Regions from separate parts of the Homo sapiens genome. Here region 2 is linked to region 1. A link is an interaction called in ENCODE POLR2A ChIA-PET data of the cell type or tissue named here. Cell type or tissue: MCF 10A. All regions are shown on one strand. Links, peaks and the distances in the headings refer to the core of each region. The heading gives the core; the rest is flanking DNA. Region 1 overlaps UMAD1 (UBAP1-MVB12-associated (UMA) domain containing 1). Region 2 overlaps RPA3 (replication protein A3).

The links. ChIA-PET counts read pairs that join two places held together with the same protein. Peaks named below come from ENCODE experiments on the same cell type or tissue, not always from the same donor. Only the 100,000 strongest peaks of a DNase experiment are listed, where the experiment ranks them.
Region 2: POLR2A ChIA-PET joins it to region 1 with 5 read pairs; 11 of 35 experiments call an interaction of 5 or more read pairs at or near these places.

What each region holds. Positions count from the first base shown.
Region 1 is chr7:7,765,048-7,781,171 of GRCh38, reverse strand. The region is part of intron 2 of UMAD1 (UBAP1-MVB12-associated (UMA) domain containing 1); the gene reads right to left. Among named protein-coding and RNA genes, the nearest start is that of RPA3, 55 kb to the right of the region's middle. In MCF 10A, for the core only: no CTCF peak of the experiment used is centred there; a DNase peak (open chromatin) is centred at 8,651.
Region 2 is chr7:7,622,454-7,638,577 of GRCh38, reverse strand. RPA3 (replication protein A3) reads left to right here. Exons shown (of 8, transcript NM_002947.5): 7 at 606-714; 8 at 1,496-2,060. The coding sequence ends at 1,578. Among named protein-coding and RNA genes, the nearest start is that of UMAD1, 10 kb to the left of the region's middle. In MCF 10A, for the core only: no CTCF peak of the experiment used is centred there; no DNase peak of the experiment used is centred there.

The DNA of each region.
Region 1 (16,124 bases), core at 6,107-11,106:
GTAAACAAAATGTTATTGAATGTTTATGTGTCAGGTACTGTGCCAGCAGGAAAGTAAACAGGTATAAGCTTTCTAGAAGGCAATTTGGCAATATGTATCAAGAACTTTTGAAGAATGTATAAGCTTTTAGCTGGTAAATCCACTTCCAGGATTTATTCTAAGGAATGATCAGAAATTTCTTCAAGTATTTACAGAAAGATGTTTATTATAGTGTTATTTCTAATAGTGAAAACCTGGCAAAAATGATGGGTAATTAATAAGTTAATTAATTATCCCTACAATGGAATATTACATAGGAATTAACATTATGTTTTAAAACATATTAATGCATAAACACACAATATAATATCATATAACAGTGAGAATAACAAACTACAAGTGCATGGAACAATATGGATGAATCTCACAAACATCATAATCTTTAGTGAAAGAAGTGAGACACAGAAAAGGTACACACTATATGATTCTATTTACATACATTTCATATATGTAAAACAATCTGTGCTGTTAGAAGTCAGGATTGCTTTGGAAGTTGGATGAAGTGACTGAAAGGAGTGGGTTGGGAGGAGATTCTAGGATTCTGCAATTTCTTTTCCTTGATTTGGACGCTAACGACATTTTGTGAAAGGTTATCAAACTTATCGTTTGTGCATGTTTCTGCATGTATGCTATTCATCAATAGAAAGTTTTTAAAAATTAATGACTTGGAAAAAGAAAGTCCCTAATATTAAAGTAGGAAAAAAATCAAGCTATAAAATATCTGTGCATAAAATACAGTTCCAGTTTTGTAAATAAAAGAATAGCATAGGAAAATTGCTAGAAGGAAAGGAGGTCACTGGGAGCACAGTCTGTGGGGGTAGTTGGGAGGGACAGAGGAGCCAGCAGGAAATGGGGAAATACCCCTATGGTCTCTCATAGGAATTGTTTATGAGGAGAGCTTAGTTTGAAGAAGAGAGATGGGGGTGGTTAGAGGATGTGTGTAGTAAATGGCAATGGTTGTTAAGACAGGAACACTGGAACCTGTTTAAGTTCTGAAAGCAAAGAGTCAACAGAGAGGGAAATGTACAGGAAATATACAGAAAAAGAACAATAATGCCCCTTGGCAGGCCAGTCAGTGTATAAACAAATAAGCAAACTCAGAAAAGGGACCAGCAAGTTTTGACTACTGTATGTACACAAAGCAGTTCTTGTTTGTAGAGCTTGGCAAATTAATATATTAAGAAACTTGGGCCGGGCACAGTGGCTTATGTCTGTTATCCTGACACTCTGGGAGGCAGAGGCTGGCGGATCGCTTGAGTTCAAGAGTTTGAGACCAGCCTGGGCAACATGGTAAAATCCCGTCTCTACAAAAATACAAAAATTAGCCAGGTGTGGTGGTGTGCACCTGTAGTCCCAGCTATTCTAGAGGCTGAGGTGGGAAGATCCCTTGAGCACAGGAGGTGGAGGTTGCAGTGAGCTGAGATTGTGCCACTGCACTTCAGCCTGGATGGCAGAGTGAGACCCTGTCTCAAAAATAAATAAATAAAGTAAAATAAAGGAAATAAAGGAAAAGAAAATGAAGAGGAAAAAAACGGGGCTGGGCATGGTGGCTCATGCCTGTAATTTCAGTACTTTAAAGTGGAAGGATGGTCTTAGTACTTTGGGAAAACAAAGTGGGAGGATCACTTAAGGCCAAGATTTCGAGACCAGACTGGGGAACATAGTGAGACTCCATCTGTAGAAACTTTTTTTGTTGTTAATTAGCTGGATGTGGTGATGAACACCTGTAGTCCCAGCTACTTGGGGAGGCTGAAAAGGGAGGACTGCTTGAGCCCAGGAAGTCAGCTATGATTGTAGTACTGCACTCTAGCCTGGGTGACAGAGCTAGACTATCTCTTTTTAAAAAAAAGATTTTTCTTCCTGTTTATATCAATTTTTATGTTTTCATGAGGCCTTCACATCATCCTATTATCTGGATTAGGTTAATTCTTTAAAAATTTGAGCCAGAGGATAACCTATCTCTCACTTCAAAATACTTCAGAGGAAAATAAAGACCAGGGCAAATGAAACCTAGGTGAAGTACAGAAATATAGAGATAGAAATGGTGGCAAGTAGCATTTCTACCATATGATAGCTGTGTGACCTTAGGCAAATTATTTAACCTCACTGTGCCTGAGTTTCCCTATCTGAAAAATGATGAAGATAATAATAGACTGATAAGAGGTTTACATGAGATCATCCATATAAAATGCTTAGCCTAACGTGTGGCACAGAGGAAACCCTTAATAAGTATAAATTGCTATTAGCATTTATTCTTATTTTTATTTAGAAGTGGAATTTCTAAGATGTCTTCAAACCTAGAAACACCAAAACAAAACAAAAAAGAACACAATAGGTAACGAAGCAGCAGCCCCTAATTCACAATAAATAATCTCAACAAAGAATATGCTCTCAACTTTTTCTTTTGAAAAACATTAGGCTGAGTGTGGTGGCTCACACCTAAAATCCCAGCACTTTGGGAGGCCAAGGTAGGAGGATCACTTGAGGCCATGAATTTGAAACTACTTTGGGCAACAGAGCGAGACCTCATCTCTACAAAAATATAAAAAATCAGCCAATTGTGGTGGCACACGCCTGTAGCCCTAGCTGCTCAGGAGGCTAAGATTGGATGATCACAGAAGGTTGAAACTGCATTGAGCTGTGATCGCACCCCTGCACTCCAGCATGGGTGACAAGACCTGCCTTTAAAAAAAAAAGAAAAGAAAGAAAGAAAAAAAAGAAAAACTTTAAATCTACAGAAAATTTGAAAGAACAGTACCATGAACACTCTAGACTGTTCACCTTTACCTATATTCATCAGTTGTTAAACTTTGCCATATTTACGCTCTCTCTCTGTCTCTCTCTCTCTCTCTCTCTCACACACACACACACACACACACACACACACACACACACACACACACACAAAACCAGTTTTGGAGAAGCCAAGATGACGGCTGGTTGGCTCACTGTGTAGAAGAGCATACTCCACCTATTTGTCATATGTACAAAAAGCCTTTTTCAGAGAACCTAATATTGCATAAGACATACAATGTCATAATATTAAAGTTGCAATAATTGTGATGATCAATAGAGAGTAACACTGATAGCGAATAAGAAGATATTTTTCTGCAATGCCCCACTTGGGAAGGATAAACAGTCTCAGAGTTTTATGTTCAGGCCTTTTAATAAGGGGAGAGCAAAGGCTTTCACTAGCAGGCAAGGAAGCCTAACACAGCTAGATCAGGGTTAGAGTTAGATATGTTACTGAATGAAGTTACTGGTAAAGGATTTCCAGAAATAGCCCTGTGTACATGGGTATTTCCCCCTTAACTATATTGAAAAGGAGCTTTTAAATAAAGGTTCCCCACTCCCTTTTACAAATTTTAAACATCCAGACTATCACGAGTATCTGGAAGTAGATCAGAAAATCAAAAGGATGCTAAATATTTTGTCTCAAAGAATTACATATGTGAACATTTACTCTACAGATATTAGACTGAACAACATAAATTTTTTTCTAGGTTAAAAAGCCAAATACTGGCAATTACATATATATATATATATATATATATATATTTGCTCATGTATGAAATGACATAAATATAAGAATATTAACTGTAGTTTTTCTTTTTTTTTTTTTTTTTTGAGATGGAGTCTCACACTGTCTCCCAGGCTGGAGTGCGGTGGTTCAATCTCAGCTCACTGCAACCACCACCTCCCGGGTTCAGGCGATTCTCCTGCCTCATCCTCCCGAGTAGCTGGGATTACAGGCACCCACCACCACGCCCAGCTAATTTTTTGTATTTTTAGTAGAGATAGGGTTTCACCATGTTGGCCAGGCTGGTCTTGAACTCCTGGCCTTGTGATTTGCCCGCCTCAGCCACCCAAAGTACTGGGATTACAGGGATGAGCCGCCACGCCCAGCCTGTAGTATTGTTTTTACAAGCGGAAGTCTGGAAATGATCTAAATGGCTAGACAGGAGATCAGTAAATAAAGTATGGTACAGTCATATAATACAATACTAACTGTCAAAAGAAAAAATTAAAAAGCTGCATACCACCTTGAAAATGTCTTAAGATACATTGTTATGTGAAAAAAGTATGGCGCAAAACGAGTTGGTATAGTAAGCTACCTTTTGCATACAAGCATGGAGGAGGGTAAAAAGATACACCTGCATTTGCTCGTGTAGACATAAACTCTGAAAGAATACATAAAAGATGAACAGTAGTAGTTTACTTTTGGAGGAGGAAGAACTGTGTGGATCGATGACAGATGTTGGAGGAAGGCTTTTCAGTGTATTACTTTTCATATATTTTTTAGCCATTTATATGTATTATCTAGTCAAAACGAATTTAAGATTTTGAACATTTAGATAGGGTGATCAGAAATTGGAAAATGATTCTTCCTGTGCCTTCTGTCTACAACAATACAATGTTAAATTGTAATCATCTCTATGAAATTTAGTTTCAAGTGTTTGCAGAGTAACCGTTATTATAGATTTAATTATAAAGATTGATTATTTTTTGGCATGCTGTCTTTGTTTCACATTAGAGAATACAATATCTAAAAGGCCTTTTCAAAAGAAACTTTTTGTGATACAGATTCTTTAGTCATATAATTGCAAAAACAACACTGAAAATTCCTGTGTGCCCGTCACCTAGTTTTCCCCATGGTTTACTATCCCTAAACCTGGCTACCACTAATCTGCTCTCTATCTGTATAACCCTGTCACTTGAGAATACTATATAAATGGATTTACAAAGTATGCAATATTTTGAGATTAGCGTTTAACAATTACTTTTTGCACTCTCATTCCCCATATTGATTGCATTTTCATATTTTTATTTCTTTTCTAGAGATGGGGTCTTGCCATGTTGCCCAAGCTGCTTTCGAATTCCTGGGCTCAACTGATCATTCTGCCTTAGCCTCTCAAGTAGCTGGAACTACAAGTGCATACCACTGTGCCTGGTTCCATATGTCTTGTTTTGTTTTGTTTTTTAAGTCAGGTTTATTGAGGGATAATTTACATACTATAAAACTCACCCTTTTCAGTGTGCAGTTCTATGATTTTTTAAAATAGTTTTGTTTTGGTATAGTGTATAACAAATTACACATTTTCAAGTATCAAATTTGATGAGTTTATATATATTTGTGAAGGCATCATCACAACCTACATAACGATCCATCACCCCTGAAAAGTTTCCTTGTATTACTTTGTAATCCATTTTTCCAACATTATACACTCATTCCCAGGCAACCACTTTGCTATCCATTACTATAGGTTCACATTTTCTAGATTTTTATTTAAATGGAATCACATAGTATATTTTTTCATTTCTCCTGAGTAAATACCTAGAAGTAGAATAGCTGCATCATATAGTAGGTATATGTTTACCTCCTTTACAAACAGCCAAACTTCCAAAATGACTGTAACATTTTATATTCCCACCAGCAATATGTGCAATTCCAATTTCTCCATATCCTCATCAACATTTGGTATGGTCAGTCTTTGTAATTTTAGCCTTTCTAGTGGGTGTAGTAGTGTATTAGTCCATTCTCATGCTGCTATGAAGAAATACCTGAGACTGGGTAATTTATAGAGGTTTAATTGACTCACAGTTCTGCATGGCTGGGGAGGGCTTGAAACTTACAATCATGGCGGAAGGCACCTCTTCAAAGGGTGGCAGGAAAGAGAATGAGAGACAGCAGGGAAAATGCCAGACACTTATAAAACCATCAAATCTCATGAGAACTCACTCACTATCATGAGAACAGCATGGTGGAAACTGCCCCCATGATTCAATTACCTCCCACTGGGTCCCTCCCAGGACACATATGATTATGGGGATTACAGTTCAAGATGAGATTTGGGTAGAGACACAGCCAAACCATATCAAGTAGTATCTCATTGCAGTATTAATTTACATTTCCCTAATAACTACCGATGCTGAGCATCTTTTCATGTGCTTATTTGAACAGACAGAAGCCATACTGAAATGGACCAAAAGAAAGCATGAATGGTGAAGAAAGAATGAGCTCAAATCAGTCTTTGGAAAATTTTGGCAGTGAAAATGGAAGAAACACATATGACAGTGAACTTAAAGAGGGTTTCTTGGCTATGAGGAAGGACCGGTAGAGGAGATTAAAAGAACAAGAGAAAGACATGAAATAATTGATGAAGAAAGGTTAGAGAAGAAATGGGATGAGAATGTGATAAGGATACAGGTTACCTTTGCGAGGAAGAGACAGAAAGTGAGATGGAAATTAAGTGAAGAAATACATTTTGAGATGGTGGCCAGGGAAACTCAAGGGCTTTGCTCAACCTTCCTGGCAAAATTGGGGAAGAACTTATCTACTGAGACTAAAATAGAAGGAACTGGGCCTGGGGCTTGAGAAGGATGACAAGAGTTGAAATTGGTGTTATGAGAAAGCAGTGGGTTGGGAATCAAACAGAGATAAGTAGTGGGATTATCAAACAGCTTTAAGAGCACTCACAAAGAATCTATGTTAGTAAAATTTAATATTTCTTGTATTCTCTTTCCTTGGTTGTCAAGAGTTCCCAAAAAAAGGACATAAATGGGTCAAACAGTTCCATAACTATACTACCTCACAACACTTTCACATTCTCAAGCTCTCTCTCTTTCTTTTTTGAGACTTACAACTTGTTTGGTATGTAGAACAGGTTCCACTCTATACATGAAGAAACAGAAAGTGAGGGAATGGCTTTCCCACAACGCTAGGCTAGCTGGAACTTTAATCCAGATTTTTTGATTCTGATTCTAGTAATTAGCATGTCCCATAATTCTATTGCTGCATCCTGCTGCTATCTACCTTCAATGCTCTTCATTATTGTTCTGACCTTAAAAACTGCCTCAGTTTCTTAATTGTTACTCTACCTTTCTAATCCACCCCACACTCTGCTCCATTCTTTCCTAAACAACATTGCTCATGTTCTACAGAAGCAGAAGTCTGTCGAGAAGTCAGAGTAGCATCTAAGCCTGAGAAGCTGCTCAGAGAAAGGGGAAGAAGATTTTGGTGCACCTGAGGACTCAGTTTGCAAACAGAAAAAGCACCAGCTATCAAGCTGCAGCCATGGTTTGCCATTTAGAATGGATGGCCTGATTCTCAGTGTTTTCTTAGGGTCTGTGGTGAGGAGAGACAAAAGAAATCAGTAGAGAGCCGCCATCAGTGAGCCAGAGAGAAACAGCAGCCAGGGTTCTTCTCTAAACCAACCAATCTAATATAGACTCGTCCTCCTTATAATACCTCCCAGGGCAGGGCTGCAAGGCTGGAAATGGTAAGAGCATTTGGGCTGTAACTCCTCACTCACCTCCTCCCTTCAACCAGCCTTCCAAATTCCCCTAACTGAAATAAAGCCTAAGAGTCTCCTCCAGAAAATCAACATATAAAAATGTTTTAAAGCAAACCTGAAACTGGCACCTTTACTTTGCTTAGGATGAAAAGTTTGGTTTCTAGTGTGTTGGGCAATCTGTATAAAAAGTTATAAAGGTTAAGTGTCTAGTACAAATAAATCTTGGTTATTTGTGAACACAATAGGTTCCTGTTTGGTTTTGTTATTGTGTTTTTTTTTAGAAATTAAGCTCCCTCTGACCTTGAAAGTCATTTTGCTACTGTAGACTGTGATGCAAATTAAGGCATTTCTATTCTTATTTCAAAGTCTGCTGCATAAAGTAAGTGTATGCTCTTCAAAGTAAATTGACAGCCTAATGTTGCACATTTAGCTACATCAACACTTCAACAGCTTATTTCATTATTATTTGACTAACTCATTTTAAAATTTATCAAGAAAAGTATAATTTTCTCCTCTCATGGTTTCTGGTCTTAAAAAGCTAATACCCTAACAGTTTTTAAAGATCCCCTAATGTTGCAACTTGTGTACAAAGCAGGTCTAAAAAGCAGCCTCACAACTTTATTATAAAAGTAGGTCACTTTTTAAAATGCATTAAAGTTAATGTAAATATAACTGTGCAATTCTTTATTTTAAGCTTTGTTTTGAAGGCAAATCTCTCACAAACTAAATCATCTTTAAAACCTGTAGTTTTTAGTTTGCACTTGTTACAAAAACAAGCAATTATTCTATAGCAGAGCATCTCATGTTTCCTAGAGCTAAATGATATCCTGAAGTAGCAAAAATCTTGTGGACCAGAATGATAGCAGTATTTCTCCTTTGAACCATTAAAGAAAAAAATGAATAAATTTAAGGGGAAACCCCTCTTTAAAAAAAAATAAAAAAGGCTTCTTGTGTTATATCTAATCCACTTTCACACAGTTTTTCTTAATTACACTACAGCTGTCTGGTAAGGCACAACTGACCACTTCCATCATGAAAACAAACTGTACCCTACCATCTAAAGTTCTCGATTAAAAAGCAAATGTTTTTGTGAGCCCAGAGAAAACGGGCGCAGCTGCTCCATTTCACGAGGCAGGCACCTCTACTCCATTCATCTGTGAAGAATGGCAATGACTGTAAATTGTTCTTCCTGATCGGTTCCACAATAAAAACAAACCACACTACTTTCAATTTTTCAAAGCCAATTTTTTCAAGCCTCCAGTACACTGGAAACAAGAGTTGTGTTCTTCTGATTCATGGCCTTTGATTTCTACATAAACATCCCTGTATGCATGTAAAAACAGGTCCCTGCAGGATACTCAGAGACTGTATATATTAACTTACCAGATGTACCAGAAGATAGAAATGCCATCCGCCTACCTTTCAAAGCAAGATACTATTTAACAGCTTAAACTGCCTGTGACTAAAGAATGACTGCAAAGAACATACCGTATGTGGAGAGGCATTAGTTAGTTCATGAGAAAACTTCAGCATATTCACAAAAAGTACAACAAACGGTTTTCAACTTGTGTTTTAAGGCTCTCCATTAAAATCCATAGTAAGGAATTAAGGTCAAGAAACACATCTGCATTTTGCAACTAAAACACAAAGGTTTAGCTATTACTGGAAATCTAATAATAGCTAAAATGATTGACACAAGTTTGTTAAGAAACTTCTAAATATTCCCAGTTAATTTACAATGCTCAAACAGTAATCACAATTTAATCTTGAGGTCTCCAAAGTATTTTTTTTTAATCAAACACACACTTGTCAATTTCAAAATGTTAGAGCATGCTTCTGCCATATTTATGTAAATCATATATATATAGATATATATACCTACAAGCATGGAGCACTATACTAATATCTAATGCACATTTTTAAACATATACAAAAATAGTTGTTAAGAATAGGATAAAATTGCTTATAAATAGAAGTTTTAAGACTTTGCACACCTCCTATGGGTAACCTTGCACAGCTCCTGAGGCACCAGCCCCTCCACTCTCACCCCCACCCATGGAGACCCTAAGTGGGCCATAGCTAATGTGAGGCCAAACCATGCCCTCAGTGGCTTTGGATGAATTATTTGATTGCTCTAATTTCTATCCCTGCCCTTAAGAAGATTGTTTGTAGAAACATAAGAATATAATCTAGTTTAGAACAGCTTTTAATTCTGACTCATCACTGGAGGGTTGCAATGGAATTCAAATGTGATAAAACATTATGGAGATTTAAAGTACAAGAAAATGTTCAGATCTGTGAACCCCCAACTTCAGTGGCAAAACTGCTAGCAGCCAATGATTATTCTCTCACACCTGACAGCAATCAAAATCACCTCAATCAGCAAAGAGGTTTATACTGAAAATAACATCCTGTGGCTGCCGCAGCGATGGCACCCCCTAACCATCAGCTTTGCCATATAGCTCCAATATATTGATATTTTACCTTTCCAAACTGTCTCATTTACAACCTCATTCCTTCCAAAAACCCTAGCTATATGTGATTTCAGGCAAAGGAAGTTCTCAACAAGTGATGAGACTTTATTTTAATTAAGCCCTGTCAATAATGCAATGTAATACATAGTTATTGGGTATATACAACTTAGGCTGGTTTTGCTAGAAGCTGTCAATACAATTATCCTTGTCCTCAAAGCGTTCCAAGAAAAAAAAAAAAACTAACAAAAACCTCCATCTAACAAAAATTTACCTCATATTTGCCCTCTTTCTTTCTGCCATTTGTTCTCAGGCTCCTTTACAGGGTCCTCTTCCTCCACCTCCTGTGTTACTCTCTAGGGTTGCTCTCTTCTCACTCCATCTCTAGGGGATCTTATCCAAGACTAACTCAAGATACACCAAGACATCTTTAATTACCAAAGCCATTTCTAAATAACGAATATTTTTCTTAAGTTATACATCATATGCCCCATACTTTCAACTGCTTACCTGATTTCTCCAACTAGATGTCCAAGAGCAGTTCACCTCAACACTTCCAGACGATCGTGAACTCATGATCGTCTCCATAAAACCTGCTCCTCATTTTTTTTATTATACTTTAAGTTTTAGGGTACATGTGCACCTCCTCATTCTGTACTTTCTCAATTCACAAGAATCATCATTCTTTCAACTCTCATAATCACTGAATGTCAAATTGTAATTAATCCTACCTCCTAGATGCCTTTCAAACTTGTCTCCTCTCCATCACCATCACCTTAATTCGACACCCTCCTAACTGGTCTTTTCTCTCTAATTTCTGCCTTCCCTGACTCACCCCTCAACATCACAGCCAATGTTCCTACATACTCAGACCATCTACCTCTCTTGCTTAAACAAGGGGAAGCAAGCAGTATCTTGAGAACAGTGGTGTTTTTATGCCAACGGGGATTGGGAAATGTTTATAAGATGGAAGGAAAGGGACTGTGGTAAGAAAGGAATGAGAGTCAATGATAAACAGAGCAAGGTCCCAGAGCATTAGGCAGGCTAGGCAGGCTCCAGAGCCCTGGAGGAGGGGATGGCTTCATAGATGCACTTGCCTCTGGGGGAGAAAGAAAGACGGTAAGGATGAATGTGATGAAGGTAAGTTTGAATACGGAGGGGAGGCAAGCCGAGGGAGTATGTGCCAGATATTATCTATTTCCTTAGAAATATGAGAAGGGAGGTAAATTATTACTTTAAAATGAGGGGATAAGTAGGGCTGACTGCCTGAGAACAGCGGTTCCAGTTTGGAACAGTCACTACTAATAATGAAGAAAGCAGCTGATTAGAAATAAGTCTGAAAGAATAAAAAAGGGAAAGAAAAGTCATCCTGAGCACTGAGCTGAGGCTGGAAATCATAAATCTGTACCAGAGACAATCAGCACAGTGAGAGGAAAGTTGGTTGCAAAGGTGGTGAGCAGGAGAAGCGGGAAGAGTGTGATCATGGTGCTGATGGGCTATAAATCACCAACAGCTCTCAATGCCTACTTTTATCCATTTAGCTCAATTTCCCCAGGGCCAGTGCAATTTAGTCCCTCTTCCTCTCCTAGAATGTGTGTTCCAACCATAATGAACATACTGTACCATTTCCAGAACATGCCACACTATCAGGACTCCGTCGTAGGACATGCTGCTTCCTCTACATAAATGCACTTCCCCCTACTCCCCTCTCCTTCCCTCTGTCTTCCTTCACTCCAAAAAGAAACATTCCACAATAAATTTGATTGGCCTGGGTAGGCAGCCCACCAAACCAATAAGCTGGGTACACAGCAAGCACTCGACGAGCATTTCACTGGGGAAGGAATCATATGATATGCAGCAAACGCCCATCCTGTCAGTGGGGGAGGCTCTCTAAGGCGCATGAAGAAAAGGGGATAATGGGTATCATCAAGCATCCCCTCCACCCCATCATGTTTAATAAACTTGTATATCATTCCTCAGGTCCTTGTTTCCCTAATCTAAATTCAAAACATAATCCTCTAAAGTTCTCCAAAACTTAAAAAAAAGAACATTAAAGGGCAATTATTTTTGAGATTTTTATGGAAGTTAAAGCTACTTAGTCTCCCTAATTGACAGAAGCAGATTTATTGAGTTTTCACTGAGAGCTCCTATCTCTACAACTATTTCCCTAACCATGTTACCCTAAAAGACAAATGAGTATCTGGAGCTCAGCTTGACTGGTATGCCCAAATGTGCAAATTGCAGCCAAACAAAAGCTAAATTTCTGGACAGATGAATGAAAAGGGACATCTGGTCTTGGTGTTTCTGCTCCTCCTTTCTTGATTCAGACTTCAGAAATTCACAATGCACTGGTCCTTTTAGTCACCACTCATTCTAGCCCCCTCCTTTTAATCATCTCCATCTAATACCACAGAGAGCTATAGGTATTAATTAGTTGCTCACTCATTAATTCAGCAAACAGCTACTGACTTAATTAATATGTTATAGACACTGGAAAACATACAAAGATGAATAACATAAGACGCTTACTGTCTGGGGAAGAAGAGAAAGTACAAAATTATTACATATAATATAGTAAAGTGCGATAATATACTATGCATTCATTTATTTATTTATTCAACAAATACGAAATATCTAATATATACCAGGCACTACTTTCAGTGCTGAGGATTCAGCAGTGAAACAAGTAGGAGGAAAAAAAATAACACTTGTCTTCAAGGAGTTTAATTGATAAACACATGAGCGAATAAAATGAAGCACGACATTGAAGGCAGCAATTCCTCCAGAGCAGGAGGAGTTTTCAGGCCTCCTCAGAGAAGCTGATGGCAGTTTAATCTCGGAGGATGAGCAGAAATGCATAGGCAGAAGAAGAAAGTGATCCAGGAACATGGTCCGAGGAAGCAAACAGCCTAGACATGTAAGAGAACAGTGTGTGGAGTTCAGAACGGCAGAAATACTTGCTCCAGTAAGAAGTCTGAAGTGGGACAAGTAAGCCCAAATAACCTTCTGTTAGACTGCAGTTAAGAAATGAGGAAATCCCTCTCAAAACACACATTTGGCAAAATTATGCTTGTTCTCTTTTTATGGGAAGAATGAAGGCTGCTTTTCTGTTTCCATTTTTTTCCAGAGGTACAGAAAAATAAAATTTTTAGGCAATGAGTTTGACTAAATTTTCATTTTAAATTTGATAAATCTGCCAGGGTATTGGGCATATAAAAACAAATCATAATATTAATTAATTAAAAAGTAAGCAAACACAAGAACCCAAACAAATAAATTTCCAGGTTCCTATGGGCTAGAAATTTTAAAAAGAAGCCTTTCTAAGATAGGAAAGTCATGAATAAGAAAAAAAAGTCATAATAGAAAAACCAGTATGTTCATGTTCACATTCAGAGTATGACATGTGCTACACAAATTAATATTTACATATCTGAAAGACAGCTAATTCCTAGAATGAAGAAGCAAGAAAGCATATACAGTATTTAAGGATATAAGGCAGTAGAACACAGAGGTGAAGAGCCAGCTTGCTTGGGATCTCATCTCAGCCTTGCCTCTCACTAGCTTTGTAACCTCGGGCAAGTTGCTTAGGCTCAGCTTCTTTATATGTAATACAGAGTTATAATAATGGTATCTACCTCAAAGAATTATTTTGAGGCTTAAACTCATAAATATAAACAAGGCTCTTCAAACCAGTACCTGGCCCCTAACTGTTACTGTTGTGAGTGGTAACGGTTATTGTTGCTATTATGATCCAGAGCTGGCACTTTACTACAAAATCCATATTAAACTACTGATGATCTCGTGAAAAAATATTTATCCTTTTATTAAATTGTGTAAAAATGCTGCTTTCCAGCTACTATTACTCTGGAATTGAAACCTAAAATAAACATGCTTAGCAACGCACATTGTTTAATCCTACTTTTGTTTAAGAGCTTAATTTCTGGCTGGGCGCGGTGGCTCACGCCTGTAATCTCAGCACTTTGGGAGACCGAGGCAGGCGGATCATGAGGTCAGGAGATCGAGACCATCCTGGCTAACATGGTGAAACCCCGTCTCTACTAAAAATACAAAAAATTAGCCGGGTGTGGTGGCAGGTGCCTGTTAGTCCCAGCTACTCAGGAGGCTGAGGCAGGAGAATGGCGTGAACCCGGGAGGCGGAGCTTGCAGTGAGGCGAGATTGTGCCACTGCACTCCAGCCTGGGTGACAGAGTGAGAGTCCGTCTCAAAAAAAAAAAAAAGAGCTTAATTTCTTGAAATGCTCACTATTCACAATAAACAGTAATGATCATCTCTGAAGCAATACACTCATGCCATCTTTTTTTTGGGTGAAAGGACCTTAAAAGACAGAACTTGAAACTGTTGCTTATATTATACCTGTCTAGAGGATTTATGAAAGCAGAATAGGCAAGAATGCCTATAGAATCCACCAAAATATAAATTCCACCAGACAGTAAGTTTCCATAAAGGCAAGGATTTTTGCTGAGTTCACCAATGTGCAGTCAGTATCTGGATCTGTGCCTGGAACATGGCAGGATCTTAATATTTCAAAATAAATGAATAATATGGTTTAAAATGAATTGTCCAAATCTTAGATAAACAAGTACACATTTGTAGGAAATTACATATATATTTAAATGAAAAAATGAATACTAGGTAAGTTTTTAAAACAATCACAGGTTTGAACTTTAAATGAAGTGCTATCTTCAACATTAACCAGCTCACAATATAAGAAGGAAAAAAATTAAACACTTTGGAGAAACTGTAGATTGCCTAAAGAGGGCTGTAAGTTTTAAACCAAAGCAGCACCTGTATGATTGAGAAGAAGAAATTCAACAAGAAGCAGTTATGAATATATAAATTATAAGGCTTTGGGAGTTCTTTTATTATGTGAGTAACAGCAAGTATTTTCTGGACTTGCAGCTGGTATACTATTTCTAAACTACACGAGGACCTATTTTATTCACTACGGAGTTTGAAACCTGAGGCAATATCAGTTTATTAATCAGATGAACTTCAATTTTAAACAGTAGAAGTTTTATTTCCTAATATAAACTGTGGATCTGCAAAAAGAAGTAATAAATAGCATGTCATTGGGCATGCCTGGAATAAGCAATAACTTGTAGTAAAATATATTTTTAAAAATTGATTAACTACACATGTACTCTGGGAGAAAAACAGACAAGTAAATTTTGCTGCTATTGACAAGGCTGCTCTATTATAATCTTATGTGTTAGCACAATCACTGTTAACATTAAAAGAAGGAAACTGCTACATTTCGGTTCTATCTGCCATATCTGGATTCTAACAGAAGATCCATCCCAAACAAATGACCAGAAGGCTAATTCTGATTACAATTCTTATTCCACTATTACAACGATATGTAACTGAGGAGAACTGTTCTACCATTTGTTATATATACAAGGACTACTTTGTTGACTAAGAAATTAATAAGTATTCAAAAAAAACTCAGATACTAAATAGAGGGAAAAAATTATTTCCAAAATTTTGAGTAGAACATTCTATTTATAAAACCAGATAGATATATGCTTACTAAACAAGCCTGTAGGAATCCCAGTTTCCCCTCTTGCTTAGCATACTGTATCCCCAGTGCCTAACAGAGAGTTTGAAGCTCAATAAATATTGACTGAACATATTAATGATTTCTCAGTCAACAAAAGTATTGCTCATAACAAGAATGTGAGCTTCTTAAGGCCAAAGACCACACCTCATTCATAACCCTCAGGGCAGGCCTACCTCAATCCCTGACACAGAGACAAAACTCAAGAAATGACTAATGGGTCAGTAAAAGTATACAAAGTCAATGACCTAAACAGTTTCAATTTTAAAAAGCAAATTTTAGAATTGTAATATTAAGCTACCAAAATTATTAAATTTGTTTAATATGATAAATTTACTTTTCATAAAATTTTAAATAAGAGTAGCCAAAAATCAAAATTTAATCAGAATTAGAACTTTTTACAAGTCATCAATGGTTTCTGAAGCTATGGTATGATTGATTAAATATTATTGTTTTTAAGCACTGGAGTACTGCACTCGAAGCCAAAGGAGTATTTTGAAAGAAAGATCTCAAGGCGAGGTTAAAAATTTGGCTACTGGAAGAAAAAGGACAGACACAGAAGAGACAGATACATAGAGTAAACTGATGAGAGGCAAGATATGAGTGAAGGAACTTGAGATTTTTGATCAGTGAGATGTTGTCCTCACTGACATAAGTAGAAAGCTATATATTTGTCAGATTTGGGAAGGGAAGACTAAAAACAGGACTTCAAGAATTTAAGTGTGTCAACACTTAAAGACA
Region 2 (16,124 bases), core at 3,133-8,132, 140 kb after region 1:
TGTTTTGTTTTGTTTTGTTTTGTTTTGTTTTGTTTTTTGTAAAGATGGCATCTCCCTATGTTCCTCAGGCTGGTCTTGAACTCTCGGTCTCAAGCAATCCTCCTGCCTCGACCAGCCCCTCAAGAGTTTTCGATTTTATTTTATTTTCTATTTTTGTTCATATATTTCCAGTTTTTACTTATTTATGTTTGCATTTTATGTTTAACATACTTAAAACTTTTTTTGGTATTTTGTGAAGACAAATCCATATGCTGTTTGGTTAATGTATACAGAACACATTGTGAAATACAGATTATAGAAGATTCCTCTCATAGGATATTACTGCTTATAGAAATGCTGGACGTTTTCAATAGTGATTTTGTCTTTAACTTGAATTGTAGCTTTGGACTTGAAGCTACTGCTAAAGGTAGCAGGAATTTTAACATGCTGACAGTTAAGTACTCAAACATTTGTTAACAAGTTACATTTTAACTTTTACACTGGTAATTCTTAAAATTACTTTGTTACTTGAAGTGATAGATTAGTAACCTGTATAACAGTTTTCCAAAATAATTGTCAACTGAAAATGTGATATCACCAAATCGATGTCTTGTTCTGTGTCTTAGCTTGATGAAGAAATCTCTGGAATTGTGGAAGTGGTTGGAAGAGTAACCGCCAAGGCCACCATCTTGTGTACATCTTATGTCCAGTTTAAAGAAGATAGCCATCCTTTTGGTAAATAAAGCATTCTAGTATTGACTGGTTTTATGTAATTACATAACATACAGTTTTATATAACTGTATGTAATTACATAACATACAGTTTTATATAACTGTATGTAATTACATAACATACAGTTTTATATAACTGTATGTAATTACATAACATACAGTTTTATATAACTGTATGTAATTACATAACATACAGTTTTATATAACTATGTTTTAACATACATTTTGTATTACATACAAAATTGTATGTATTACATACAATTACATAACATAAACATACAGGAAAACAGTTTTATTTTTAGTTTGATATATATTGGTCTAGAGTTTTAGTACTGCCACATTTTCAATTTCTATAGAATTTTGTGATCGTAAAGGCAAATGGGGGTACATTTTGTTTTGGCCTGCTTTTAAGTAGTGCTTATATATGTAAGAAACTCAGTAAAGATTAATTAATGTTTGTTGAAAGATAATTTTTTTAAATATAACAAAAATAGTATTAGTTTTTTTGTTGTAATATCTGAATTGAAGGAATTGAATAATGCATAACACCCAAAACACTACCAGGCAGAAACTGCCTGTATAATGAACATCAAAATGGATGGTACTCCCATGTCTTTTTTTTGGTGCCACAGTTAAATACAAGAATCCATAATCCATATCTCCATTTTTAGAAACTCACTTCCAAAAGGGTGAGAAAAAGGAAATAGGTAAAAATATCTTAGATAATAATTGATGTTACAACTTTCCATTGTAGATTAAATGTTTGCTTAAATGTTTCTTTCAGATCTTGGACTTTACAATGAAGCTGTGAAAATTATCCATGACTTCCCTCAGTTTTATCCTTTAGGGATTGTGCAACATGATTGATCTTGATGGATTTTCATACGATTGTAAATGAGCTATATTAAAGTCTATTAAAGGAAGCCCTTCTTGTTTGAGGGAGAGATTTCTGTGCTTTCTCATATTTAATTTGCTGTTTTTAAGATATTCCAACCTAGAGTTTTTGATGGAACTGATATATTGACAGTTCTCACCGAAGTCCTTTTATAAAGAATTGCTACTCCAATATATGGTCAGATTAGATGCAAGAATAAAGCAGTTGTCCGAGTCTAAGTTTCTATTTTATTAATAAAAACTAAAATGGTACGTACTATCGGTCATTTCATTTTCATTCTTTTAATCATGTATTCAAGCACAAACTTGAAATTTCATAGCCATAAGGTCAAGATTTAGACCTACCAAATAAAACCTTGGGCCAGCTGTGTTAAGGATTTGCTCACCTTTTCCCAAACTATACCTTGATAATTATTTCCTTGATACCCTACTTACAAAATGAAGTAGATGACATTAAAAAGGCAAACAGAGACTGGCCACGCTGGCTTACTCCTGTAATCCCAGCACCTTGTGAGGCCGAGGCGGGTGGATCACCTAAGGTCAGGAGTTCGAGACCAGCCTCACCAATATGATGAAACCCTGTCTCTACTAAAAATACAAAAATTAGCCGGGCGTGGTGACATGCGCCTGTAATATCAGCTACTCAGGAGGCTGAGACAGGAGAATCACTTGAACCTGGGAGGCGGAGGTTGCGGTGAGCCAAGATTGCACCATTGCACTCCAGCCTAGGCAACAAGAGTGAAGCTCTGTCTCAAAAAAAGGCAAACAGAATCTTACATCTTCTGTAATCTGTGAAGTATCTCTTTTTCTGGCTTGGTTTGGTTTTGTTTTTGTAGAGACAGGATCTCACTCTATTGCCCAGGCTGGAATACGGTTGTGCAATCATAGCTCACTGCAGCCTTGAACCTCTGGGCTCAGTCTCCCAAGTAGCTCAGACTACAGGTGGGCACTACCACGCCCAGCTAGATTTTCCTAAATTTCCGTGTAGAGATGGGGTCTCACTGTGTTTCCCAGGCTGGACTCAAACACCTAGCCTCAAGCAATCCTACCGCCTTAGCCTCCCAAAGTGTTGGGATTACAGGTGTGTAACAACCATGCCCAGCCTTCCTGGGTTTTAAAATAGCATTTACTAAATTCCAAACAAGGAATATATGATCATTGAAAGAGTTGGTGGAATCATTTGACTTTCTTTTTATTCTTTTCACCTGTCTAATCTTTAGTATGGAATCTCTCTCTAGCACCATGTTGGGGGTGAGCAGGGAAGATGTGGCAGATTTGGAATAAGGTAGTATAGAATAACCGATGACCTACGTGGCCAGTTAAGTTTTATGGCTTGACCCATTCCCTTGAATAAGGAAATAATTCTAAATCCATATAGGTTATTGTAAATTATACCAAAAATACTTAGTTTTAATTAGTGTAATCTTAAATTTCAACTTCTGTCATCCAAAAATACTCTGCTCATTACTTGAGGGGCATTGCCATAGCCATTTACGGTAAAGCATTCTGTTACATGAAATGAAGACAACTGTACAGTTTATACGCTGTATAATGACTTTGGTCAATGACAGACTGCATATATGATGGTGGTCCCATAAGATCATAATGGAACTGAAAAATTCCTGTCTAAAGACAAAGGCATCGTAACATCTTAGCACAATGCATTACTCACATGTTTGTGGTGATGATGGTGTAAACAAGCCGCACAGTAGGCTGCATGTAGAAGTATGACACATAGAATTATGTATGGTACATGATACTTGATAATAAAATACCATGTTACTGGCTATGTGTTTACTATTTATCATTATTTTAAACTGTACCCCTACTTACAGGAAAAAAGGTAACTGTAAACAGCCTCAGGAGAGTCCTTCAGGAGGTCTTCCCAAAGAAGACCTTGTTATAGGAGATGACAGTTCCCTGCATGTTATGGCCCTTGAAGAACTTCCACTGGGACAAGATATGGAGGTAGAAGACAGTGATATTGATGATCCTGTATAGGCCTAGGCTAGTGTGTGTGCTTGTGTTTTAGTTTTTAACAAAAAAGTTAAAATGTAAAAAGAAAATTTAATTTTGGAAATAGAAAAAAGTTCATAAGAATACAAAGAAAAATATTTTTGTTCAGCTGTACAGCGTGTTTTAAGCTAAGTGTTATTCAAAAAGAGTGAAATGTTTTTAAAAAATTTACTGTACCTTTTTTATTTATTTACTTATTTTTTTGAGATGGAGGCTCGCTCTGTCACCTGGGCTGGAGTGCAGTGGCATGATCTCAGCTAACTGCAACCTCTGCCTCCCGGGTTCAAGGAATTCTCCTGCCTCAGCCTCCCGAGTAGCTGGGACTACAGGCGTGTGTCACTATGCCCCGCTAATTTTTGTATTTTTAGTAGAGACAGGGTTTCACCATGTTGGTTGGGCAGGATGGTCTCAATCTCTTGACCTCGTGATCTGCCTGTCTTGGCCTCCCAAAGTGCTGGGATTACAGGAATGAGCCACCGCACCTGCCCTACTGTACCTTTTTTGTGTTCTATGTGTGGTGGTGCATGCCTATAGCCCCAGCTACTTGGGAGGCTGAAGTGGCAGGATAGCTCAAGCCCAGGAGCTCGAAGCTGCAGTGAGCAACAATCATGCTGCTGTACTTCAGCCTGCGCAACACAGCAAGACCCCATCCAAAAAAGAAAAGTTAAAACAAATTTAAAAGTGCATAAATTAAAAAAGCTACAATAAGCAAGAGTTAATTTATTATTGAAGAAAGAAAAATATATTTTTATAAATTTAGTGTGGCCTAAGTATGTAAAGTCTACAGTAGGGTTCAATAATGTCCTAGGCCCTCACATTACTCACCACTCACTCACTGACACCTGGAAGCAACTTTCAGTCTGCAAGCACAAGTTATGGTAAGTGCCCTATACAGGTGTATCTTTTTTTTTTTTCTTTTAAAGACAGGGTCTTGCTCTGTTGCTCAGACAGGAGTGCGTCTCCCACCTCAGCCTCCTGAGAAGCTAGGACTACAGGTACACACCACTACATCCAGTGAATTTTTGTATTTTTTGGTAGAGATGGGGTCTCACTATGTTACCCGGTCTGGTCTTGAACTCATTTTTTAATCTTCTATACTGTAATTTTTTTTTTTTTTTTTTTTGAGATGGAGCCTTGCTCTGTCACCCAGACTGGAGTACAGTGGCATGATCTTGGCTCATTGCAACCTCTGCCTCCCAGGTTTAAGAGATTCTCTTGCCTTAGCCTCCTGAGTAGCAGGGATTACAGTCGACCACCATTGAGCCTGGCTAATTTTTGAATTTTTAGTAGAGATGGGGTTTCGTCATGTTGGCCAGGCTGGTATCAAATCCCTGACCTCAAGTAATGTGCCCACCTCGGCCTCCCAAAATGCTAGGATTACAGGCATGAGCCACTGTGCCTGGGCTATACCATATTTTTACTGTATCTTTTCTACGTTTAGATATACAAATACTGACCATTCTTTTAAAACTGCACAAAGTCTTCGGTACAACAACATGCTGTACAGGTTTGAGCCCAGGAGCAATAGCATATATCATCTAAGTTTGTGTAAGTATGTTCTGTGAGGTTCACACGATAATGAATTTGTCTAATGGTTCATTTCTCAGAATGTATTCTCATTCAGAGACTAGTTGAAAATGAGGAGAGACATCAGTCAGTCTCAATAACAGTGTTGTCTTGAATGCCAGAGGAGTCTACATTAATCCATTTTCACACTACTATAAAGATGATCCCCGAGAATGGGTAATTTGTAAACAAAGGAGGCTTAATTGACTCACAATTCCACATGGCTGGGGAGGCCTCAGGAAACTTACAGTCATGGTGGAAGGGGAAGCAGGCACCTTCACAAGGCAGCAGGAGAGAGAGAGAGAGCAAGAGCAGGGAAAACTGCCTTATAAAACCATCAGATCAGCTGAGCACAGTGGCTCACTCCTATAATCCTAGCACTTTGGGAGGCCGAGGTGGATGGATCATTTGTGGTCAGACGTTCAAGACCAGCCTTCCCAACATGGCAAAACCTCATCTCTACAAAAAAATACAAAAAGCTGGGCATGGTGGTGCGTGCAGCTACTCAGGAGGCTGAGGAAGGAAAATCGCTTTAACCCAGGAGGCAGAGGTTACAGTAAGCTGAGATCCCGCTTACTGACAGAGCAAGAATCCATCTCAAAACAAACAAAGAAAAAAACCCAGCAGATCTCATTGTGAACTCACTCACTATCATGAGAACAGCATGGGAGGACCGCTCTATGATATAGTTAGTTACCTCCACCTGGTCTCTCTCCCTTGACAAATGGGGATAATGGGTATTACAATTCAAGATGAGATTTGGTTGGGGATACAGAGCAAGCCGTATCATTCTGCCCCTGGCCTCTCTCAAATTTCATGTCTTTTCACATTTCAAAACCAATCATGCCTTCCCTCCCAACAGCCCCCCATGCCTTAACTCATTTCAGCATTAACTCAAAAGTCCACAGTCCAAAGTCTTATCTGAGGTAAGGCAAGTGCAATCCCTTCCACCTATGAGCCTGTACAATCAAAAGGAAGTTAGTTACTTTCTAAATACAATGGTGGTACAGGTATCAGATAAATGCTCCCATTCCAAATGGGACAAATTGACCAAAACCCCATAGCCCCATGCAAGTCCAAAATCCAGCAGGGCAGTCGTTAACTATTAAAGCTCCAAAATAATCTCCTTTGACTTCATGTCTCACATCGTGGGCATGCTGATGTAAGGGGGTGGGCTCCCATGGCCTTGGGCAGCTCCTTCACAGGCTGACACTGAGTGTCCTTGGCTTTTCCAGGCACAAGGTGCAAGCTATCAGTGGAGCTACCATTCTGGGGTCTGGAGGATGGTAGCCCTCATCTCACAGCTCCACTAGGCGTGCCCCAGTGGATACTCTTTGTGGGGGCTCCAATCCCACATTTTCCTAATGCAATACCCTAGCAGAGGTTCTCCATGAGGGCTCTGCCCCTGCAGCAGACTTCTGCATGGACATCCAGGTATTTCCATACATCCTGTGAAATCTAGGTGGCGGTTCCCAAACCTCAACTCTTGAATTCTGTGCACCTGCAGGCCCAACACCATGTGGAAGCTGCCAAGGCTTTGGGCTTGCACCCTTGGAAGCAACAGCCCAAGCTATACCTTGGCCCCTTTTAGCTGTGTCTGGGGCTGGAAAGTCTGGGATGCAGGGCACCAAGTTCTGAGGCTGCACATAGCAGCGGGCACCTGGCCCTGCACAGGAAACCATTTTTTTCCTCTTAGGTCTCCAGGCCTGTGATAGGAGGGGTTGCCACCAAGATTTCTGACATGCCCTGGAGATATTTTCCACATTGTCTTGGCAATTAACATTTGGCTCCTCATTACTTATGCAAATTTCTGCAGCTTGCTAGAATTTCATCCCAGAAAATGGGTTTTCTTTTCCATCTCTTAGTCACACTGCAAATTTTCCAAACCTTATGCTCTGCTTCCCTTTTAAACATAAGTTCCAATTTCAGATTATCTCTCTCAAGTTCAAAGTTCCACAGATTTCTAAAGCAGGGGCAAAATGCTGCCAGTCTCTTTGCTAAAGCATGGTAAGACTGACCTTTGCTCCAGTTCCCAATAAGTTTCTCATCTCCATCTGAGACCACCTCCGCCTGGACTTCATTGTCCATATCACTATCAGCATTTTGGTCAAAACCATTCAACAAGTCTCTAGGAAGTTCTAAACATTTCCACATCTTCCTTTCTTCTTCTGAGCCCTCCAACTATTTCAAACTCTGCCCATTACCCAGTTCCAAAGTCACTTCCATATTTTCTATATCTTTATAGCAGTACCCCACTTCTGGTACCAGTTAACTGTATGAGTCCATTTTCACACTGCTATAAAGATATTATACTACCCAAGAATGGGTAATTTATAAACAAGGGAGGTTTAACTGACTTACAGTACCACATGGCTGGATAGGTCTCAGGAAGCTTATAATCATGGCAGAAGGAGAAGCAGACACCTTCACAAGGCAGCAGGAGAGAGAGAGCAAGCAAGAGCAGGGAAAACTGCCTTATAAAACCATCAGATCTCTTGAGAACTCACTTGTTAGCATGAGAACAGCATGGGGGAAACCACCCCCATGATTCAATCACCTCTGTCCTCAACACATGGAGATTACAGTTTGAGATGAGATTTGAGTGGGGAGACAGAGCCAAACCATATCAGAGTCAGTCCTCAGTTCTGTGTTAACCCCTGAAAATTCAGTGCTATTAAATGTTGAAGTTGCCCTGCTTGAAACCTTCCCTTCAGCTACTATATTTAGTAAATTGGACTAAATGAATTACCTTGTTTTCTACTGAGTGAATCCTTTATGCTAATGATTTGTGGTGCCATATCTCTAGCCCCAACCTAAGTTTTCAGCTGCTCCACCTGGGTGTCCCACCAGCACTTTGATTTGAATGAGTGTAGTTTGAACAAGTATGGTTCCCCTGCCATGTGTTACAGATTTTTTTGGTAATAATTTCATTGAGATGTAATTTACATATCATACAATTTACGAAATTCAAGTGTACAATTCTATGGCTTTTAGTGTATTCAGGGTTGTATAACCATCACCATAATCAATTTGAAAACATTTTCATCACCCCAAAAGGAAACCTCATACCATTTGCCCTGTCATAGCCTGATCCCTCCACCATCCACCCACTCCCCCAGTGCTAAGCAACTATTAATCTACTTTCTGTCTCTAGATTTGTCTCCATTCTGGACATGTCATACAAATGGAATCATAATATGTGGTCTTTTGTGATTGGCTTCTTTCACTTAGCATAGCATTTTCAAAGTTCATCTGTGTTGTAACATAGCATGTTAGTGTTTCCACCCTTTTTATGGCTGAATAAGATATACCACATTTTGTTCATTCATCAATTGATGGACATTTGGGTAGTTTCTGCCATTTGGTTATAATGAGTAATGCCATTATGAAGATGCGCGTATACATTTTTATGTGTACCTGTGTTTCTATTTCTCAAGTATGTACCTAAAAGTGGAATTGCTGCATCAAATAGTAAAATGTTCAATTTTTTGAGTAACTGCCTGACTGTTTTCCAAAGTGGCCACACCATTTTACATTCCCATCAGCAGTGTATATGGATTCTAATTTTTCTGCATCCTCACCATCACTTCTTATTATCTGACTTTTTATTATAACTTTCCTAATGGGTATAAAGTGGTATCTCACTGTGGTTTTGACTTACCCTGTTTCTCTTAAAGCTACCGTAAGCCACCCAGTTGCCCAGAAACACTTGAATATCTCCAATCCATTTTACTATCTACTATAGCCACTAGAAGTCCAAGTGCTTGTCCTCTGTCACTTGAATTATTACGACAACCTTAGCTATGTAACTGACCTTCTTTTTTCCACCCTCTTCCCATCATCCAGCCAAAAAAATCGCATTAAACACTGCTTGTAATATAATGTAAAGCTTAAAAGCCTGAGAAGCATGGAAAGGAAAAGCTTTCTGGGAAGCTTACAGTGGAAAAACCTAGCAAACATCCTAAATGAAGTGATCAAGGTTAACATCAGCAGTGATGTGTCCTCTAAAATAATGTGATAAAAATACCTGTGTGATATTTTTTCTAAAACCCGTACCTCCAGTCTAATAATGAGAAAATGTCAGACAAACCCAAATTGAGGGATATTCGACAAACTTTCTGATCAGTACCCCTCAAAACTGTCAAGTTCATGAAAAACAAGGAAAGACTGAGAAGAGAAACTCAGAGTGAGGAGATTACAGAGACCAAGACAACTAAATGTTATGTGGGATCCTCTACTGGCTCCTGGAAAAGAAAAAGCACACTAATGGAAAAACCGGTGAAATCTGAATGAAGACTGGCATTCAGGTAATAATAATTTACCAATGTTGGTTTCTTAGTTTTGACAAATATACCGTGATAACGTAAGATAACATTAAGGGAGACAAACTGGTTGAGGGCTTATATGATAACTCTCTGTACTATCTTTGTAACTTTTCTGCAAATCTAAAATTACTCCAAAATAAAAAAAAAGTATTTTATTTAAAAATCAACAACCTCCAGAGGCTCTCCACTGACTAGAGCAGGTCCATATTACCAAAAGTTGAAACCCTTCACTGACTTATTTTTATTATAACTGCACTAATGGCTCTGAAGTAGCATCTCACTGTGGTTTTGATTAGCCCTGTTTCTTTTAAAGCTACCATAAGCCACCCAGTTGCCCAGAAACACTTGACTATCTCCAGTCCTTTTCACTATCTTCCATATCTAACATCAGTGTCAAATCTGGTTTCCCCTTGAAGCTACTCTCCAGCACCCAATCTGCTGTTCCCAGACACACTGTACCCTTTAAGAAATGAGTACCACCGAATCTGCTGTTTGCTCTGATTGGAATGTCTGTTGCTGTACTCAAAGGAAAGCATTTTCTAAGATTTTCATAACTTAGCCTGAGTTAGTTACTTTGTGCTATATTTCCACCTTTTTTTTCTTTTAAGACAAGAGCCTCACTCTGTTGCCCAGGCTGGAGTGCAGTGGCATGATCTCAGCTCACTGCAGTCTTGACCTCTTGGGGTCAGGCGATCCTCTCACTTCAGTCCCCCAAGTATCTGGGACCACAGGTGTGCTCCACCATGCCTGGCTAATATTTCGTATTTTTGGTAGAGACAGGGTTTTGTTATTTTTGCCCAGGCTGGTCTTGAACTCCTGAACTCAAGCAATCTGCCCGCCTTGCCCTACCAAAGTGCTGGGATTACAGGCGCGAGCCACTGTGCCCGGCCACTTCGTGTTATATTCCTTTCTTCATTATATTTATTTATTCATATCTCTCATCACATTTAATTTGATAATCCCTTTTCAGATTAAAATACATATTCTTTTAAAACTTACAACACTAAAAAAGGAAAAATCAGAAAATAAAGTCCACATTGTCTTTCCAGAGACAGTGCTGTCAGTGGTGAACTACAATATGGTTGTCTTTAGTTGTAATTTTACAGATGTTCTTCAAATGGTCACTTTTATTTTCATCTAGAAGTGACAAAATTAAACACAACTCTGAAAGCATCTCTTCATAAGGTGAGGTAAATACTCTGAGTGATCAACTAGTATTATTACAAAATTTATAGAAGTTTGAAGTTGTCTTTTGTTTTTTCTAGAGTGAAGTTGTCTTTTAAAGGTATTAATTTAATATGCATGTTTTTGTATATAGCTTTCCAGGACTTTCTCTATATAGGCAAACTATGTGTTCATAGGACCTCAATACACTATTCTGCAATGTGCAATTTTTTTTTTTTTTTTTTTTTTTGAGACAGAGTCTCGCTCTGTCGCCCAGGCTGGAGTGCAGTGGCACGATCTTGGCTCACTGCAAGCTCCGCCTCCCGGGTTCACGCCATTCTCCTGCCTCAGCCTCCTAAGTAGCTGGGACTACAGGTGCCCACCACCACACCCAGCTAATTTTTTTGTATTTTTAGTAGAGACGGGGTTTCACCGTGTTAGCCAGGATGGTCTCAATCTCCTGACCTCGTGAACCACCCGCCTCAGCCTCCCAAAGTGCTGGGATTACAGGCGTGAGCCACCACGCCCGGACGCGTTTTTTCTTAATATGTCTTGGCAACTGACATATAGAATAATCTCATTGTCTTTAATGGTTGCAAAATAGCCCATTGTACCAAACGTTCCCTAATTTATTTAATCCTTTAATTAGCCTTCCCCACTAAGAAGAGGTCCCTATAAATGGGGAACCTGAAGTTAAGCCTGCCTTATTGGTATTTGCCAATGTCTAACATAGTGCATGAATAAATTAGCCTATCTAGCCTAGTTTGAGAAGTCACAAAACTGAGAGGAGAGGTAATGAAGGCCTGCACCATTGTCAGAACTGTGACAATTGTTGCGGGAGGTCAGGGACCCCAAACGGAGGGACCGGCTGAAGCCATGGCAGAAGAACATGGATTGTGAAGATTTCATGGACATTTATTAGTTCCCCAAATTAATACTTTTATAATTTCTTATGCCTGTCTTTACTGCAATCTCTAAACGTAAATTGTGAAGATTTCATGGACACTTATCACTTCCCCAACCAATACCCTTGTGATTTCCTATGCCTGTCTTTACTTTAATCTCTTAATCCTGTCAGCTGAGGAAGATGTATGTTGCCTCAAGACCATGTGATAATTGCATTAACTGCACAAATTGTAGAGCATGTGTGTTTGAGCAATATGAAATCTGGGCACCTTGAAAAAAGAACAGGATAACAGCAATTGTTCAGGGAATAAGAGAGATAACCCTAAACTCTGACCACCTGTGAGCTGGGCTGAACAGAGCCATATTTCTCTTCTTTCAAAAGCAAATGGGAGAAGTATCGCTGAATTCTTTTTCTCAGCAAGGAACATGCCTGGGAAAGAGAATATGCGCCTGGGGGTATAGGCCTATAAACGGCCACCCTAGGTGTGCCCGTCTCTTATGGTCGAGGCTGTAGGGGTGAAATAGACCCCAGTCTCCCATAGTGCTCCCAGGCTTATTAGGAAGAGGAAATTCCTGCCTAATAAATTTTTGGTCAGACCAGTTGCTCTCAAAACCCTGTCTCCTGATAAGATGTTGTCAATGACAATGGTGCCTGAAACTTCATTAGCAATTTTAATTTCACCCCGGTCCTGTGGTCCTGTGATCTCACCCTGCCTCCACTTGCCTTGCGATATTCTGTTACCTTGTAAAGTACTTGATGTCTGTGACCCACACCTATTCACACACTCCCTCCCCTTTTGAAAATCCCTAATAAAAACTTGCTGGTTTTTGCGGCTTGGGGGGCATCATGGAACCTACCAACATGTGATGTCTCCCCTGGACGCCCGGCTTTAAAATTTCTCTTTTGTACTCGGTCCCTTTATTTCTCAAGCTGGCCGAAGCTTAGGGAAAATAGAAAAGAACCTACGTGAATATTGGGGCGGGTGATAGGAGGCAAGGAGTTCAAGAACTATTATGATGGATTCCATAGGATTCAGTGATGATGCTAAAGAGTTAAACAGAATGACAACCAAGAAAGAGATCAGTGGGTTAGAAGGCAATACATTTGCTTTGGTACAAATTAAAGTATTTGATAGGTCCTTTTGTAAAGATGTCTAGAAGGTATTTGGAAATGTAGGACCAGACAGATTCGAGACAAAATTTGCTTAATATATTTAAAGTAGGAAAAGTTTAAGAGGTAAATCATCCCTTATCTGCAATCTCAAAATCGAAAATGGTTTGAAAAGCAAAAGCATTTTCTAAGACAGAACTCATTTAGCCGCAACACCTGGTAAGAATTGTAGTGAGGCTGAGGCGGGCAGATGACCTGAGGTTAGGAGTTCGAGACCAGCCTGGCCAATATAGTGAAATCCCATCTCTACCAAAAATACAAAAATTAGCCGGGCATGGTGGTGGGCACCTGTAATCCCAGCTACTCAGGAGGCTGATGCAGGAGAATTGCTTGAACCCCATAGACGGAGATTGCAGTGAGCCGAGATTGTGCCGCTGTACTCCAGCCTGGGTGACAGAGTGAGATCCTGTATCAAAAAAAAAAAAAAAATGCAGTGAGGGTTATAGTCTATATATACTACTATAGTAGTCATAGTCCCTATCTCGGTTTGTGTAAACATTCATATATTTCATTGCAGAAATATTAATATATTTGATTAAAGAGTGCTGCCCCTCTCTGTGTAAAGTGTTACAAAATATATGGTTGTTACAATCTATGACTTTGCTAAAATCCAAAAATTCAGAATTTTGAAGCATATGTGGCTTCAAAAGTTTCAAGTAAGGGATTGTGTTCCTAAATCAAGGCACAGAGTGCAGAATTGAGAACATCATAAAATAAATGACAGAACCTTGGTGGACCTGCACCATATATGGGGCAGAACTGAGAGTAAGTGGGATGAGGAAGAGGATCATTGAATTGGGAGAGGAATCACAACAGTGCCTGACAACAATTAAGTATTCAATAAATATTTGTTGACTGAAAGAATATAGTGAAAGGCAAGGAAGAGAGAGTTTCAGCTGGTGTGGTGGGTCACACCTGTAATCCCAGCACTTTGAAAGGCTAAGGCAGTTGGATCACTTGAGTCCAGGAGTTTGAGATCAGCCTGGGCAACATGGAGAAACCCTGCCTCTACTAAAAATGCAAAAAATTAGGTGGGCATGGTGGTGCACACCTATAATCCCAGCTATTCGGGAGGCTGAGGCATGAGAATTCATTGAACTCGGGAGACGGAGGCTGCAGTGAGCCGAGATTGTGCCACTGCACACCAGCCTGGGCAACAGAGCAAAACTCTGTCTCAAAAAAAAAAAAAAAAAGTTTCAAGGAGTAGTGAACAATGTGTTTTGAAAGCTCAAAAACAAACAATTGAAAAATGAGGATTAAGAATAAAAAACTGACATTAATTCATAATATACAGCACACATTTCTAAAAAGGATTAAACTATAAAAATAAAAAGGGAAACATTGAAAAAAGGAAATGGTAACTACAAAAACACCCAAACTAATATAGAAAATATAATTAGGCATTGAATTTAGCCCCGAGTCTTCCTGGGAAGCTAAGAAAGGAAAAGAACAATAGGTTATAGAGTTTTAATATCATTAAATTCACTAGGACAATCAAACTTTTTACTAACATTGAATTTTTGAAGAAATATCAAGCACAATCTAATGTAGGGAATGAATGATGAACTACAATATGGTTGTCTTTAGCTGTAATTTTACAAATGTTCTTCCAGTGTTCACTTTTATTTTCATCTGAAAGTGACAAAATTGAACACAACTCCGAAAGCACCTCTTCATAAGGTGAGTTAAGTGCTCTGAATGATCACCTAGTATTATTACTAAATTTATAGAATTTTGAGGTTGTCTTTTGTTTTTCTAGAGTGAGGTTGTCTTTTTAAGGTATTAATTTAATATGCATTATATTATTTAACAAGCACTTTGAGTAAAAATCCTGGGCTAACTACTGGAGATACAAATAAGGTCTAAAATCTGCCCTATGAAATCTCAGTCGACAGCTGTCTAGTATAATCTCTAGAAATGTCTCCACTCTTACTAGCTATTTAATATTTAACTAGTCTAAGGTTTCAAAGAAATCCACCAGCATTAACAACAAGCAAATTCTGTAGGTTCTATTTAGTGAAACTCCAATTTGGTTTCTTATTTAATTTGCATAGAATTTGATTCTGATAGGTTGCTAAAAAAATTAATAATTCTGGAACCACAGGTTATCTTTCCTAAGAAGATGATGTTAAATCTAAAATACCAACAAAGCATGTGTTTTAAGTTACTTTCTAATAGTGATGTTGGTTTGAGGTAAGCCACTTATGTTCTTTATGACCCCATTTGACCTACAGCATGACATTTTGAGATGGCTAATGAAGGCCAGAAGTGTAGGCCATAAACAATTTGTAGTGTAATACATTCATATTGATTGCAAGGATAAAACTGTAGTTTGCATACTATTGTTTCCTTACATATTACAGAATGTAAATTTTAGACAAATACTGTGGCTTTTGCATATTAAAAAATGCAATTTCAACATGATTGTCTCTTCGGTGGGCAGATAAAGAACAACAGTGAGGTATTCAAGATGCAAAATTCAGAAAACTTCCAAACAGTTATCAGAAAATAGCGAGGCCTGTAAGTTGAAGGAAAATATGTGAGCAGAGTGACAGTTTTGGGCAATGCCGTAAATGACACTATGACTTAATTAGCCCCCTTTTCTAAGCAACTATTCATTTTTCACAGGAGTTTGAAATATTACCCAGGAAAACAAGCCAATGATTTTGACTGTGAGAATTTCATACCATAAAATGTTAAGGTAATATAGTCTGTTTAATAATGGGCTTAAATGAATGGTTTTGTTAAAAGATCTTAGTATCTTTTCATCTGAATCTTGAAAGATAATTAGCAGGGAGAAATCTTCTGTTGAATAATTACTAATTAAAAAACTAGATAATTTAGCATTATTTTTACCTTAGCTACTCAATTAGGAAATATTTATTATTTAGATGGTGACATTTATTTTCATTAATTTAATTCTGCTTAACACGACATGATCATTTAAAGTTAAATTGTGTCAAGTAAATTTATCATAACCTTACAGAAAATCAGAAACAGTGCCACATTTCACTCAAATGTTTTCATATTTTTATTTAGCATTTGAGAGCTTTAAATGTTATGAAAATATTGGAACTGATGAGAGAATACATTTTCTTTTTAAGAGACGCATCTATTCTTTTAAGTGATCAGGGTCCCATTTAGTCAATTATTTTTTCCATATGGCTCAGAAATGTATGTCTTTGTTGGTCATATATTTGATTGACCTGTTATGAAAGGCAGACAGTTGACCACGAGTTGCCTCATTTTAGAATCTCCTTGGAAATGACTAAATGTTTTCCAGATGAACATACGGTGGACCAAGTGGGGAGCTAGGAATTAGAAATCATTGCCTCTAAACCAGGGGAATTTGTGGACTATTTCTGTTGGGA